Regions from separate parts of the Mus musculus genome. Here region 1 is linked to region 2. The links are chromatin loops, found by intact Hi-C in ENCODE. Cell type or tissue: left cerebral cortex. All regions are shown on one strand.

Region 1 (8,000 bases), 860 kb after region 2:
AGAAAGCAGAAGAGAAGTGGAGGAAGAGAAGGGGGAGGATGGAGAGAGAAGGAAAAGGAGGAAAACAAAGACTAAAACAGGACAATAAATTGCTTTAGAGCCTACACAGGGTCTATCTTAAATATAGTTTCACAGCCAGACATTGTGACTTCTTTATATATTGTATCTATGTAAGATCTATACATATCCCACATGAATAGTTTGATGGGGTTAGCGAGACATTTGAATAGGTAAAACACATGTGACACAGGCCTGATACCCTGAGCTTGATTCCTGGAACCCAAGTGGAAATAGAGAATTGACCCCAGTATGACCTTGCAACATCCCCAACCCTACTCCCACACCTTTTCTACACACACATACATGCAAACACACACACACACACACACACACACACACACACACACACACACCAAGCTACTACTGCTACTACTAATAACAATTTTTACAAAGAAACCATTTTTTATTTTGCATCCACATCTATAATTCAATGCTAATAAGCAGCATATTTCAAGAAAGTACAAGTTGTTTTGTTGTTGGTTTTTTAAAAATCTATTTGTTATTCTTTAAAACAGGGCTTCAATTTCAGGCAATTAAAGTTATTTCCTAAATTTTTATTTTTTGGCCTTTGATAGATTCTTAGAAAACATTATTTTAATGTATTTTTATTTACTAGACCAAGCAATGGTCAAGTTATTCTTTCTAGTGGCACAGGAGTCATTCATAGCCTGTGATCATGTTGCTCAGTACATTAAACTGTAGTAAGAGTATATACTTCAAAAGGCATGGCATCCCAACAGAGAGTGATCTACCTCTCGTGAGGGAGTATGCCTTGCCCCTTCAATGAATCCATCTTTCTCTTGTTCAGGTGGTTTCCAAGAAGTCCTCCACAGTTAGAGTTTACCAGAGACTGAACCATTGTAGATGCACAATGATGAAATTACAGTCTCTAAAATTATGATCTAATAAACCCTTTTCTTGCTTTTTAAGGTGTCTGGCTTCAGAAACTTTGTTATAGCAAGGTGGAAAAAACATACCATTCTTCACATTCTATTATTCTATGGATGAGGACTCACAGAGAGCTCTTTTCTGACTGCCTTTACAGTTTTATTCCCTGTATGCCTCTGCCAGTTTGTCATTTTTTATTGACAGAACAAAAAGAAGAGAAACATCCTCTCTGTATTCCACATCAGTGACACTGTACATGTCCGATGAGTAGGGCAGTACTCACCACTCATCTTTAAAACATTCTGCTTCCCTAAGACTATGCTATTCCCTAGCCACATGAGCTTGTTATTACAGGTTAGAGCCAAGGAATTCTGACTGTACTTGCCAAGGCACATTTCTAGCACACATCAAACACTCCCTCAGCTCAGACCATGCTTGTTCCTCCACTTAACATTCTGTTGGTAAGCTCTCATTTTCCCAGCCCCTCACCTTTCTATCCTTCTCTGGGATGAACACTGTCTATGTTCATTCTCTGAAAGCTCACAGAGACACAATGGCTACTGATGTCCTGAAAGAAAAACTCACTTATTTCTGCCCCAAATTCAGTGTGTACTTGGGGGTGATGGAATTAAGTAATCTTCTATGGCCCAACCTATTTTGGCCTTTACTTGTAGCAGAAGACTTAGGAGAGCCCAGAAATGTTTTAAAATTTCTCCTGCAATTAGAAACACAAAGCAGAGATGCACGCTTATGTATGCAAGTAAATATTAATATATCCACCTTTATATCAACACAGGCATTAAACACTCTATATAGTGTTTAATAAAACATTTAATTATTAAATAATTAAACAATTAACTAAACAATTTATAATTATAATATTTATAAAGCATTAAACATTATACACACACACAAACTTTGACTTATGATAAAGTTGTCCTTTAAACTGAAAACAATTGTAATTTACCTAGGTCACTGAACATCACAGCTGAGCCTTAAGTAATCTTAGAAAAAAATGTCTTATTTAAATTTTCGAGAAACTACACAACACCAAGCCAATAGTGAAAACTGTTGAATAGCACATGTAGTTTATTAAAAACTTGGCTGGAAACGGGAACACCAATTGTGCTAGTAACCATGAGTTCTTGTTAAAGGGTGATGTCTGTAAATGCCTACCATCTTGGCTCTGAGGTGATAGAGATATCATGAGTGTTGCCATCGTCTCAAGGACAATGTAAATGTATGTACACATTTGGTAGAAGAAGGATGGATGACAGTAGAAATATCTCAATCCCATTGCAGCTATGGAACAGATTGATTGCTCATTTTCCAACCATGAAGAACTAACTGGTGCTTCATTTTCTATATTTTAATTTAAATGTATGAGAAAGAAATGGAATTTTACCTTATATAACAAAACTATAGGTTGAGATTTACTAACAGCTTCCCAAAACTTTAACCTTTTAAGTAGCCAAGGTGTAGAGGCAGGTTCTGACCTCAATTCATGACCAAAGTCAGATTTGTCAAATACACCAAGCACTGCATAGTGTAGTCCAATTTAATACTGGAGACTAGAGACCTTTGTTTCATCTTAAAATATGAATCTAGAAAGTTGCCATGACAAAACCTAGCATGATTTGTGCACCATAAGCTTGTCTCTGCTTCTTTCAGTGAGGTTCATCCCTGAATCAGCTTGGTCTCTTTATTCACAAACTGTCTACATCCAAAGCAACTTTGACGTCACAAAAGTGGAATTCATCGCTGGCATTTGTGCCATGCAGCTGTCACCATTGACAGTTCTCTCTTTTATAAGATGAGGTTATTACAAATTCCTGTATGAATGCATGAATGTGTGCAATGTGAATATGTATGGCCATGCATGAAAAGTTAATATTAAAATATAAAAAAGTATGATACGCCCCTTTCACAAGATTCCCATTGACCTTTAAGGCTCTCATTAAGAAATACTTTGATGTAATGAATCTACTATACAGCGTATGTGGGGAAATTGGCACAGTATTAAATTTTCATGCACATTGCCCCTTAAGAAGGAAGGCAAACATGGGAAATGATCCAGCTGGTAATGGAATTAATCTGATTAACACATCACAAAAAATATGGCCTCATTAAAGTAGAAATTGAATATGGTATCCACACAGACACACCTACACACGCACGCACGCGCGTGCACACACACACACACACACACAAACACACACACGCACTTTACTTTTGTATAATATATAGTTTATGTTGTATTATTTTATGTGGGGGCTGTTATTAGGGATACAACCCATGAGTCTGATCACTCTGTACCACTAAGCAACATCCTCAAACATGCAACTGTGTTTATTATATATGTGTATTGTGCACACAGTATATAAGTCCATGTCAATAATTTGTATTTGAAGCCAAACCTAATGAAAATCAACATTGTGAGTAATGTGTTAAGTCTGTAATGGGTTAAGTCTAACACAGAAGACTATAATGCTTTATAATGTGCCATCTCCTGGTCAATAGTAGAAGTGCAACTCCAGAGTTCTTAGGCTTCATCTGTAACTTGCAGCTGTACTGTTTGCAGAGATTAATATTACTGAATTGTTGTTTTGTACCAAATGGTCAGACTCAAATTCAGCTGAGCTACAGACAAATCTGCCACTCTCCACATGTGTAAAATGACAGGTGAAATCTCCTACTAAATGGGAGGAACATTGAACCCTGTATGAACAAATATGACCCTAAGTCTTGGCACTGGCGCCTGTTCCCACCAATCTGCACACATTTCCCATCAGCCCCTTTGTTTCTGATTTATTTCCCATGAACCTAAATCACACACATTTTACGATAACCATTATTGTCTCGGCACTCCAACCTTGCTGCTTATGCCCATTAAATTATGGGTTCACATTGCAGCTCTTTATTAATTTTGTAACCTTAAATTTACTAACTTCTCTAATACTTAACATCTTAATCTATAAAGTAAGGACTCCATGAGGCACTGAAGAAGCACTAAGTACAGGAACACCAGAGAAATTCAGAGGAAAATTATTACATGGCAAAACCAAAACTTTGCTGTTTAAGAAGTCTTTCTTGACTCTTAGCACTGCCACAATCACACCAGTAGGACTCAGGAAACTGGAGACATGAAAATCACACCCCTGTTCAAGCCCCTTGGTTAATATTAGGGCAGCATCCGTACCTATAGAGGGGGACATTACAATCATTGGCAGTTTTGTAAAACAGGCCACACGTGAAAAGACACGTCTTTACTAATATATGGCAATTTTCTTTGGCAATAGAAATAGAGTTAAATAATCAGTATGGAAAGGATCTCCTGCCATTTTTAATAGGCATGGTAGAAAATACTTTTGAAAGGTCTATATTTATTTCTTCCTTTATTAGCTATACTCTTTAGGCATTTTAGTTTATTATTTTATTTCATGTTTTTGAGGAAAATAAAAAAAAGCAGGACAATAGAATGATGCAAATTCAACGTAGAGTCAACCTTTAAAGGGGCCTAAGCACATGAGCACAGCCTCACTGTGATTTGAATTTACCATTAGCTCAAAGACTGGCTTTAAAAGTGATCAGTTTCAGCCCTGTGTGCCTCAGCTTCCTTACCTATCATAGAGGGCAGCATCGGGAACCACCTCAGAGATCAACTTTGAGGATTAGCCTGGTTGAGCATAATCACTACATAAACTATATTATCATAATATTTTATTTCTGCACAAAAGGAGAGAATGAACACTGCAAACAAAAAGGACGATAAGAAACAAAGGTTAAAAAGGATTTCGCCTACTATTTAACTCAGCAAATTCCTGCAGAAAATTTATTTTCCCCACCATGAAAAGCAGTTGTGACTATGACTATGACACAACGAGATCTTGCTCGGTAGGGTAAAATCACAAGTGCCTGATTCGAACTTTCAGATGTCTCGTGTCAAGAAGACACAAGCACAGGGTTCCGCTGCACGTGCGGGACTTGGGTATTGCTGCCTCCATACTGCCGATTGTGCTGATGCAGCTAGTCATGCCTGAGTTAGAGCTCACCCTTTTCTACGCATCTCAGTGATTTACCTCACCCTTGCCCTTACTTTCTAGCGTGCCCCTTGGATCCATGTAAATCAGTTCACAGCATTTAACTTACCTAATCTTTTTCCTCTTTGGAGAACAGCATATGAGCCACCGAAAATGCTTCATGCAACTGGACTGATAAAAGCCTCTTGGTGTGAGATAACCTACTCACTAATTAAATACATTCATACACAATAAACAGTGTGACTTTTGCCACAGACTACCAAAGTGCCCTGATTTGAAAGGCAATTTCCCCTTTATTTAATGCCAATGAACTCAAAGAGTTCCAAGCTCTATGGTCTCCAACACTGAAGCTGTGATTTCTAGATTTTCATATTCACAGGAGGCTTCTCATTGAGATGGAAATCCACTGCCCTCTCCTCAGAGAACTGGCCTGATATGCTCAACACAGGAGCTCGGATCTGTCCCTTTCAGATTCACCCCAGGAGATGCTCATTCTCACACAGGAAGAGTGTATTTTGAGAAACATTCATCAGAGCACACATACATTTTCTGAAAAAGGAAAGATGAAATTGCCTGAAAATTTCTGGATTTCTTTATTAGGAAAGCTTCATTTTGTCCTGTCTTCAAACTAACATATTTCTTTGACTTATTTTTAAAATGTTTTAATGTCACACATCCTCCCATCTCATGAGAACATGTTGTTTCAGCATTCTCATTAGGGGTATACTTTTAAAGTAGATATGTGTTTTGCTTGTGGAGAAGGTACTAGGTTCCCTGAGACTGGAGTTACGAAGGGCTGTAAGCTGCCATATGGGTGTTGGGAATTGAGCCTAAGCCCTCTGGAAGATCATCGAGTGTTCTTAACTATTGAGTGATCTCTCCAGCTCCCATTAGTAGGTTATTAGAATACTTTTATTTGTTTATGTGTGCCTTTTGTGGAGATTTGATTCTATAAGTAGCATCACGACTTCATTGGTAGAGTATCAGAACAACAGACTGAGGTCCAAATACTATCCATCTGGAAGAAGGTGGACTAATTATTTAAATTCACTCAAAGTCTAGATTATCCTATGTATACAGCATGCATAACGTGAATATTGCTAAACCATGAGGGTTGAGTCACAGAAAGTAAGCACTTGGAACACCTCCAGAGGTTTGCTTGATCCTCAGTCACGCTGGTTGGACCCGTAGCCCACAATTCTCAATTCTATAAAGTAAACAGCTAAAATAAAGATCTGTGCGGAACATTAAAAAGCAAGAATTCAATATATTTCTATAACGTTCCAAACTAGAGTGTCAGGAAAAGAGCAATTTCCCCCACTTTTCTTGTGAACTTACTTGTCAAATGAGCTCACATTTCCCTCTGTGGAAGAAAGAAAAAGAGCTAGACTCTCAATAATAACCGGCTCTTTCAACCATATCTGCCTTTTGCCAACATGTCACTTCAATTTTTCACACATCTTCTTGTTTCTTTTGTAATTCAGAGATTTTTTTTCCCATTTCCTACCCAATGCCAAAGGCTTAGTTACTGCAAAGATCAGCAATGAATGATCTTCAGCATACAAAAAGAGCAACTTGTGTATGTCTACTGCAGAAAGACCACTGTTTGTAAACTTTTCTTTTGATTCAAACTTCTCTTTCCCATGCACATAGCATTATAATAGCTCTTCTGTGCAAGGCTTCTCGGACCATTTGATAAGACTCAGACAGGGCCTTGCCTCTAGAAAACTACTTAGTAGAAACAGTCCAGGGTTCTCACTGTGTCTAGACTTGTCTATATGTTTGCTTTTCCTCAGAGATGATGTATTCCTGTGGGTCTGCCATTATCAGGTGACCTTTAACAATGACCTCTCCTCAAAGCTATTGATGTGACATTATAAGAATATACTTTTAATAAAACATTTTTTTTATTTTAACTACTTTGACAACAGAATTTGGAGGTTTTAGACCTAAACTGGATCATATAACACTGCTTTCTTTTTCTTTGAGGATAACAATAGATATTTAAATTAGTATTTCCAAATGGGCCTAGTTAAGATGATAAAGAACTGGTCCCTGTACTATACTCCAAATAGTTTTCTTCACAGATAAGGAAGAAATGTCCTCATAGTCCATGGTAGGCTTGAACTTCAAAACTTCTTTCCCACTAAGATTGGCTTTCTTGTCTATACTAGAAGGCTGTTATTAAAGATCACTTTCTAAAATGCAAGAACACTTTGGTAGACAAGCCTTGCCAAAACCTTCTAATCATGTAATAATGGCGGTTGTGTGTTGAGCTTTACTTCTCTCAGCTGGACACTATGATTTGCATATATTATCATAACAAATCCTCTTGACAACTTTATGAGAGGGGCATTGTTATTACCTTTCCATGGATCAGAGAAAGGTGGAGAAGACATGTTAATTGCCTTTCTAAATCCCCATGATTCATGTGGTTGGAGGCATCCCTTGAATACTACTTTATACTGATTTTGTAATTTTTGAATTTAATTCCATGCAATAGGGCAAACATTATGGTTCCTTTTACCATCAACTCCACCATTAATGAGTGAGTGCTTCTCCACCCTAGGAGGATGCCTTAAGTAAGATTCTGAGCATTAGGAATTCTCACCCTCACCTTGGCTGGAGAATGGTACAGTCCCCATAGGAGGCATGAAGAAAATCTTCATTAATCCTTACTGACATCTTACTTAGTTGGACTACAGAGGCCTGGTGTAGCAGTGTATCAAGTCCTTACATGATTTTCTAAGCAAGAGATGTAGAACTGGAAAGAAGGTAAAGGTGGGAACTGAGTGCCCATAATCTTTAGTTATTTGATTATCAACGCTGATGAGAATCTTGAGTCCAATATTTTCTTTTTAGGAGCTCTCTCATGTGCAGTCTGCCTAACAGATATGTTTATTTCACATTCCTATCAAAGCCCTCCACCATTTCTTCCCCCTGAGCACAATATTAACATAAATTAGACTATAATTCTGTCATTTGGTCCGTACTGGGTCAAGAATTTAGAAG
Region 2 (8,000 bases):
CACCCCCTGATTTCTGACAAATATAAAAACATACACATTGAAGGAAAAGGCAGCATCTTCAGTGAATGGTTTTGAGAAACTTGATATGCAGATGAATAAAGAGCTACTCAAACTATAAAGGCCTCAATATAAGACCAGAAACTCTGAAATTCCTAGAGGTAAAAGAAGGAAAACATTTCAAAATATAGGCATAAGCTAATTTAACTCTTTTTCTGCCGAGTGGTCTGGGGTATCTCCTGAATCGAGTGCAGGCTTGTTAGATGTGATCTTATAATTTAACCAGTTATAATTATTCATATTAGAAAAACATATATGAAAGAACAGCAGAGCCTTCCATAGGCTTCTAAAGGGCATCAAGTGGCCAGCTGGGCTGCTGTGACCTGCCCAGAGACTTATTCCTGCTTTTGTCTAACCTAGGTATCTCATACCCAGCCACAAACTTCTTATTGGTTTTTCTCAGCACTGCAAATTATGCTGGTTTAACCCTTAATTTTCCTAGTAACTCCAGCTTCTGTTCTCACCGGATCATCTACTAGCAGCTTCAAGTTTTCACCCTGGGCCCCTTTCTCGAAATAATAATAACTCCTGCCTCAATATGACTACTGGTGTCTGCCCCCAAGGACTCCTAGCCAACCTATCTGAGAGACTCTTGCACACCAATGTCTATTGCAGCACTATTTACAACAGATAAGTTATGGAGACTGCCTAGGTATCCTACAAGAGAAGAACAGATAAAGGCAATGTGGTGTAAGTTGACTAGTCAATATGAATGGTCATTCTAAAAACACATACAAGTTCTACACACTGAGCGGGTTATACTTAAGAGTATTGTGTATGTACATATATGCATCTAACAACAATTAATGAAAAAGAGTTCTTGAATTTAAAAGAGAACAAGGAGGGGGAGTTTATGAGGATTTGGAATGAAGAATTATATTATATCGTATCATATTATTTTATTGTATTATAACCTCAAAAGAAAATGGATACAACTGGAGATAACCTTATTGTGGGAATAAGACTGTCTCAGAGAGACAAATATCGTATGCTTTTGCTTCGTTTTATTCTGCTTCTGTTTTTTAACATATATGAGTACTTTTACCTGTATGTATGTCTGTGCTCCAAGTGTATGCCTGGTGCCCAAAGAGGCCAAAAGAGGGTTGTTGGAGCCCTAAAACTGTAATTACATATAGTTAGCTGCTAGCCTCTGTGTGGGTGCTGGGAATTGCACTCAGGTCTTCTCAAGAGCAGCAAGTGCTATTAACCTCGGAGACATCTATCCAACATATTTATCACGTGTTTTATCCCATATGTAATTACTAAATGTTGTAGAGCTATGTAAAAGCATGTATGTTTATAGGACATTAAAGCAGAAGTCAGACTGTCCAGAGGGATAAAGAGGACTAATAGGAGAGGTGGAAAAAGGGTGATAATAGTTTCCATGGGGAGGATATGCCCAACATATTGTATATACTTGTATGAAAATTATATACATATCAATAAAATTACAACACATAGTAACAAGTAAAAAGAAATGTAAAAACGTAATAAATCTTAGGGAGGTGGAAGTGCAGCGTTAGCAGTTGGAGACAAGCACTTTCAGCTAGCTGAGGGTGTAGCTCACTGATAAGAGAGTCTAATCAATACACTGAAAGTGTTGATCTGGTTGCCTGGAAAGAGCATGGTCATGATCTGTGACAAGGACAAACCAAGGCAAGCCAGACAAGTAGCTTAGAAACTATGCCAACTAGTAAGTAACATACCACTGCTGCCACCACTATATTGGCAAAAAACCAATATAGAATTTAGGAATGCTATAATAGTGACATTAATTTTTAAAGAAAGAAGAAAAGAAAAATCACAGATAGAGAAAAATTGAAACCATAAAAAGGGCTGGAGAGTTGTCTCAGCAGACAGGAGAACTAGCTGCTCTTCAAGAGGACCTGGGTTTGAGTCCCTGCACCCACATGGCAGGATACAACTGTAACTCTAGTCCCTGGAAACCCAATGTCCTCTTCTGTCCTCCTAGATTACCAAGAATGCACATGGTACACAGACATCATTACTTTAGGTACACAACACTAACACACATAAAATAATGAAATAAATAAATCTAAGAAAAATTATGAGGAGAAAAAGGAGGGATCAGAATTAAGATAAAGACAGATGAAAATGGAATGGATAGAAAGGTGTAGTGTAGTACTGTACCTTAGTATTATATATGTTTGTGTGTATAGTATATAACATATATATATATATACACATACATACATATACATACATACATACATATATATATATATACATATATATATATATATACACAAATATATAGTATATATATCCATTATATAATACTGTGCATATGTGATATATATATGCATATGCATAAAAATATTTCTGTTTTCCAGATACATGTGCACATGCATATATATAGCCATTATATAATACTGTACATATGTGATATATATATCACATATGCACATGTGTCTGAAAGACAGAAATATTAAAAAAAAATCCCCAGTCATTTATTCTTTTGTTAACATTATTTTCTTACTTAAAAAATTAGTATAGAAACAGTTTTCCTTATGTCATTTTCTCTTCCTTCCTTCCTTCCTTCCTTCCTTCCTTCCTTCCTTCCTTCCTCCCTCCCTCCCTCCCTTCCTCCCTCCCTTCCTTCCTTCTTTCCTCCCTTCCTTTATTTCTTTGTTTCAACAGGATTTCTCTGTATAGCCCTCTGCCTGTGCCTATTTTATGATTAAAGGTGTGAGCTACTGCCCAGCTTCATGTTCTTCCTTCCTTCCTTCCTTCCTTCCTTCCTTCCTTCCTTCCTTCCTTCCTTTCTTTCTTTCTTTCTTTCTTTCTTTCTTTCTTTCTTTCTTTCTTTCTTTCTTTCTTTCTTTCTTTCTTTCTTTCTTTCCTCCTCTCTTCCTCTCTTTCTCTCTTTCCTTCTTTCTAAAAGCTAGTGTAGTGATGTATGCCTTCTAAGCCAACACTTGGAAGGCAGAGACAGGTAGATCTCCTCTGAGGCCATCCTGATCTACATTATGAGTTCTAGGACATGCAAGTGATACAAAGTGATACCATGCCAGAAAAAAAAATCAATATGTACTTACTTATTTTATTTAATTTATTTTTTGTTTTGTTTTGTTTTTTTCCAGACAGGGTTTCTCTGTGTAGCTCTGGCTGTCCTGGAACTCACTCTGAAGACCAGGCTGGCCTTGAACTCAAAAATCTGCCTGCCTCTGCCTCCCAAGTGCTGGGACTAAAGGCATGCCCCACCACTGCCTGGTTACTTATTTTATTTTATGTGTATGTCTGTTTCTGAGTGTAGGTATGCACATGAGGTACATGCAGGAGTCCTCAGCAGTCAGAAGAGTAAATCGGGTTCCATGGAACTGGAGTAGCAGGCAGTTGTAAGTCTCCATGGAGATGTTGGGAACTAACCCTGGGTTTTCTGCAAAAGCAATGAATTCTCTTAAGGCAACTGCCCTGCCCACTCATGACATTTCAGGCTCACTTCCTTCTGGCCGGTTCTCTCTTTTTTCTCTGCTCTTTCCACTGCTGTTCTTCACCATCCCCCATTCTCTCACAAGGCTCTTGCCCGTTTCCCCTTTCCACTTCTCGTCTTTAAAGCGTTTCCCCTAGCATTTCCTTCCTCTTCCAGTTTCTTGACATATAAACTACCCACTACTCTACAAAGAGGAGCAGTGAGGCATACGAGATAGAATCTGCTGTATCTTCTTCCTGTGTCCGGATTGCCTCACGTATAGATTTTCTACTTCTATCTGCCACAGTGTGAATTTCATCATTTCAGTTTGGGGCTAAACAAAATGTCAGTGTGTTCATGCACCACATTTCCTGAGTGATCCTTGCTGTAATTTATTATTATTATTATTATTATTATTATTATATACTAGCTTTTTGGGCTGAATATCTGTTGAGCTAGTCTGCTAGCAAACTGGACAAGGGAGGACGGATATTTTGCTCTCTAAGTCCGTGGCACAGAGCTGGTTGCCAAGCAGCTTCTGAATACCCCTGACACTTTCACCTCAAAAGTGCCGCAATTCTTTGTCACTGGACAACAATGACCAGTCCTGACCTACCCAAGTGAAGACAGTTGCCCTGTGGAATAATTCTCTTCTCTGAGTATACACTTGACCCTGCAGGATGACATGGCTTAAACCAAGCACTGAATACTTGCTGAATGAGAGAAGGAAAGAGATGCTTCACGCAGCTGTGTGTTGCAGATTCCCGAACACGTTTTTAAAGGTGTTAGATGACCTTTTTACATAAAAGGCAGGGAGAGAGGTGAGAGAGAATATGCCAGGAGAAACTAACCAGGCAGTTTTTATTTTTCAGTCTTGTATTAAATCCACCAGGTTGTACTCTGGATAGGAAGACAGTGCAGTGCTAGGGAGAGGTACAGCAGTGAGCTTTACTGGGGGGGGGGGGTGGTACGACAGGGATAAGCTTGAGGCTAGCCCGTCAGGTCCTGATTGGTTGTTGGATGGAGCATTTCCAATTAAAGGCATGGGAGCATGCTTTCTGATGTGACCTGGTGCAGAGTTATGAATGCAGAAGACAAACCATTAGGCTTGTCTTTCCAGGAATGATGTGCCCATTGGAGAAATTGACACCTATCACCTTCTTAAGAACGTTGTTGATAGATTGAAACAAAATGGTGTCATCAGTGTTAAGCTCTATCAGGAGGGAGACTTGTAGGGAAGAGTCAGTGCCTCTGTCGGGTGAGTCAGCTATTTCTTTGGTGTCTGATGCTATGTCAGGAACTGAGGAGAATGGCCTATGGAGGGTTCAGGGTCTACCTCTCCTCTGCTCCTTGCACCATGGTGCACTGTGGCTATCCATGTTCTTGTTGGAGACTCTACTTCCGTCATCCTTTCTTCCTTGTGCTCCCTTTTTCTTCTTTCTGCCACTCTAGTGAAAGGAAGGAAGGACCCCTCTTCCATGCCTTGGCTGGGTATCTGATTTCAGTTGTCCTTTATTCTGCTTGAGAAGTTCCAAGGTCGGTCTGTCTGATTTTAGCCAGGATGACAGATATTCAGAGAGAGTTGGCTCTCTGGCTGCCCACTTGCTGTGGAACAGAGGAGAATGCCAGGACCCCGAGCTGAGCAGTCCCACAGGAAGATGTCCATAACGATAGATTTGGAGCTTGCAGGCTGGTTCTCCTCTGTTCTTGGTATATTCCTCTTCCATCTGGATTACAGAGACTTTCTGCTGGGTACATTAGAGTGGTATGTGCCTTGGGTATTTGGCCAAGCTGGGGCCACATTGGTGAGCTCTTTCTGAGCAAGTTCCTGGCCACCAGGACTCTCTTGCCACTTCACAGACACAAGAACCAAAGGGAAAAGTCAGACTCTCCCACCCAGACATTAATAGATGATGAAAAACAGAGAGTAAGGAGTGAAAAAAAGGTAAAGAGATGATTGGAAAGAAAGATCCTTATGTACTACCAAGTACCATGTACTACCAATGGAGAAAACGAGATACTGAGAACTGTTTCAATGCAGATAAACTACAGCTCTATTCATAACATCTGCAGGAGCCCTTCCCATCTCATAGATGATGATGGGAATGCTAATCAGAAAATTCAATATATGGGCCTATGTGGGTTATTCTTACTCAAACTACCACAGTAACTAAGACAATATTATGTTAAAATTTCTAAAGTATTCATTTGCTGCTAGATGAAGCTTCTCAGAAGACAGTTATGCTAGGCTCCTGTCTGCAAGAATAGCAGAGTACTGTTAGTAGTGTCAGAGTATCTGGTTTCTCACATGGTATGGGTCTCAAGTTGGGGTGGTCATTGGTTGGCTGTTCCCTCAGTCTCTGCTCCATCATGGTCCCTAAACATCTTGTAAACAAGACAAATTTTGGGTTGAAGATATTATGGGTGAATGTCCCCTTCTTCATCTGAAAGTCCTGCCTGGGCTACAGGAGGTGGCCACTTCAGTCTCTGTTATACAACTCTGGTAGGTATCTCAGCTAGGGTTCCCCCTTAGACTCTATCTTAGTTAGGTTTTACTGCTGTGAACAGACACCATGACCAAGACAACTCTTATAAGGATAAATTTGAATTGAGGATGGCTTACAGGTTCAGAGGTTCAGTCCATTATCATCAAGGCGGGAGCTTGGCAGCATCAAGGTCGGCATGGTGCAGGAGGAGCTGAGAGTTTTACATCTTAACCTGAAGGCTGCTAGTGGAAGACTGGCTTCCAGGCAGCTAGGACAAAGGTGTTAAATCCTACTCCCACAATGGCACACCTACTCCAACAAGGCTACATTACCTAATAGTGCCACTCCCTGCGCCAAGCATATATAAACTATCACAGACTCCCTGTATCCTCGGCTGTTCCAGGCCTCTAGCTAGTCACCAGAGATGCCCCTGCCTTCCATTTTCATTCTGAACCCTCTCTTGCCTCCCACATACCTTAGTGCCATCCCCACCCCCTTCCTCTTCTCCTCTTTCACCAAGTTCCCTCTCTCCATCTTCCTCCAAAGACTACTTAGTTTCCCTTCTGAGTGAGATTCACCCATTCTCCCTCAAGACCTCCTTACTTTCAAGTTACTTTGGTTCTGTGGATTGAAACATGGTTGAACTGCACTTTATGACTAATGTTCATTTACAAGTGAGTACCTACCACATATGCCTATCTGGCTTTGGGTTACCTCACTCAGGATGATATTCTCAAGTTCCATCCATTTGCCTGCAAAATTCACGATGTCTTTGTTTTTAATAGCTGAATAGTATTCCATTGTATAGATGTACCCCATTTTTTTTATCCATTCTTCAGTTGAGGGACATCTAGGTTGTTTCTAGTTTCTGGCTATTATGAAGCTGCTATGAACATAGTTGAGCAAGTGTCTTTGTGGGATGGTGGAACATCATTTGGGTATATGGCCAGGAGTGGTATAGCTGGGCCTTGAGGTAGAACTATTTCCAGTATTCTTAGAAACTGCCAAATTGATTTTCAAAGTGGTTATGCAAGTTTGCACTCCCACCAGTAATGGAAGTGTTCCCCTTGCCAGCATGTGCTATCATTTAAGTATTTGATCTTATCCATTCTGACTGGTATAAGAGATAATCTCAGGGTCCTTTTGATTTGCATTTTCCTGATGACTGAGGATGCAGAAAAATTCTTTACTTCTTGGCCATTTGAGATTCCTCTGCCGAGAATTCTCTTTTTAGCTCTGTACCTCATTTTTAAATTGGGTTATTTGAATTGTTGGTTTCTAATTTATTTTTAAAATTAATTAATTAATGAATTCACTTTACATCCCAGTTGCTATCCTCTTCCTGATTCCCTCTCATACAGTCCTTTCCCTCCCCTCTCCCCTTCTCCTCTGAGAGGGTGGAGGCCCCCTCTGGGCATCCCTCCTCCCAGGCACATCAAGTCTTTACAGGACTAGGCACATCCTCTCTTACTGAGACCAGACATGGCAAGCCCAGTTAGGGTAACATATTCCATAGATAGACAACAGCTTTAGGGACCAGCTTTTGCACACACTCTAGTTGTTGGAGGACCCACATGAAGACCAAACTGCACATCTGCTATATATGTGCAGGGGGCCTAGGTCCAGTATGCTCTTTGGTTGGTGGTTCAGTCCCTTAGAGCTCACAAGTTTCCAGGTTAGTTGACTCTGTTGGTCTTCCTGTGGAGTTTTTAATCCCCTTCAGGGCCCTCAATTCTTCCCCCAACTCTTCTATAAGAGTACCTGAACTCCTTTCAATGTTTGACTGTATGTCTCTGCATCTGTATTAGTCAGCTGCTGGGTGGAGTCTCTCAGAGGACAGTGATGCTAGGCTTCTGCCTACAAGCATAACAAAATATTGTTAATAGTTTAAGGGATTAGTGCTTTCCCATGGGATATATCTTAAGTTGGACCAGTCATCGGTTGGCCATTCCTTCCATAAATTCTAGGTTGAAAGTTTTGTGGGTGAGTTGCTGTCCTTATCTCTCTACTGGGAGTTTTGCCTG

Evidence for each region. Hi-C counts contacts between places; a loop is a spot of excess contacts. Peaks named below come from ENCODE experiments on the same cell type or tissue, not always from the same donor. Only the 100,000 strongest peaks of a DNase experiment are listed, where the experiment ranks them.
Region 1: it touches region 2 in a loop (7-fold over the local background); 18 of 42 quality-filtered maps call a loop at or near these places.

The regions. Positions count from the first base shown.
Region 1 is chr7:54,841,532-54,849,531 of GRCm38, reverse strand. All of the region lies in intron 1 of Luzp2 (leucine zipper protein 2), which reads right to left. Among named protein-coding and RNA genes, the nearest start is that of Luzp2, 10 kb to the right of the region's middle. In left cerebral cortex, a CTCF peak has its summit at 3,453 (motif pointing left); DNase peaks (open chromatin) are centred at 1,273, 3,495 and 5,418.
Region 2 is chr7:55,702,584-55,710,583 of GRCm38, reverse strand. No RefSeq gene overlaps it. Among named protein-coding and RNA genes, the nearest start is that of Gm26482, 4.4 kb to the right of the region's middle. In left cerebral cortex, no CTCF peak of the experiment used is centred here; a DNase peak (open chromatin) is centred at 3,507.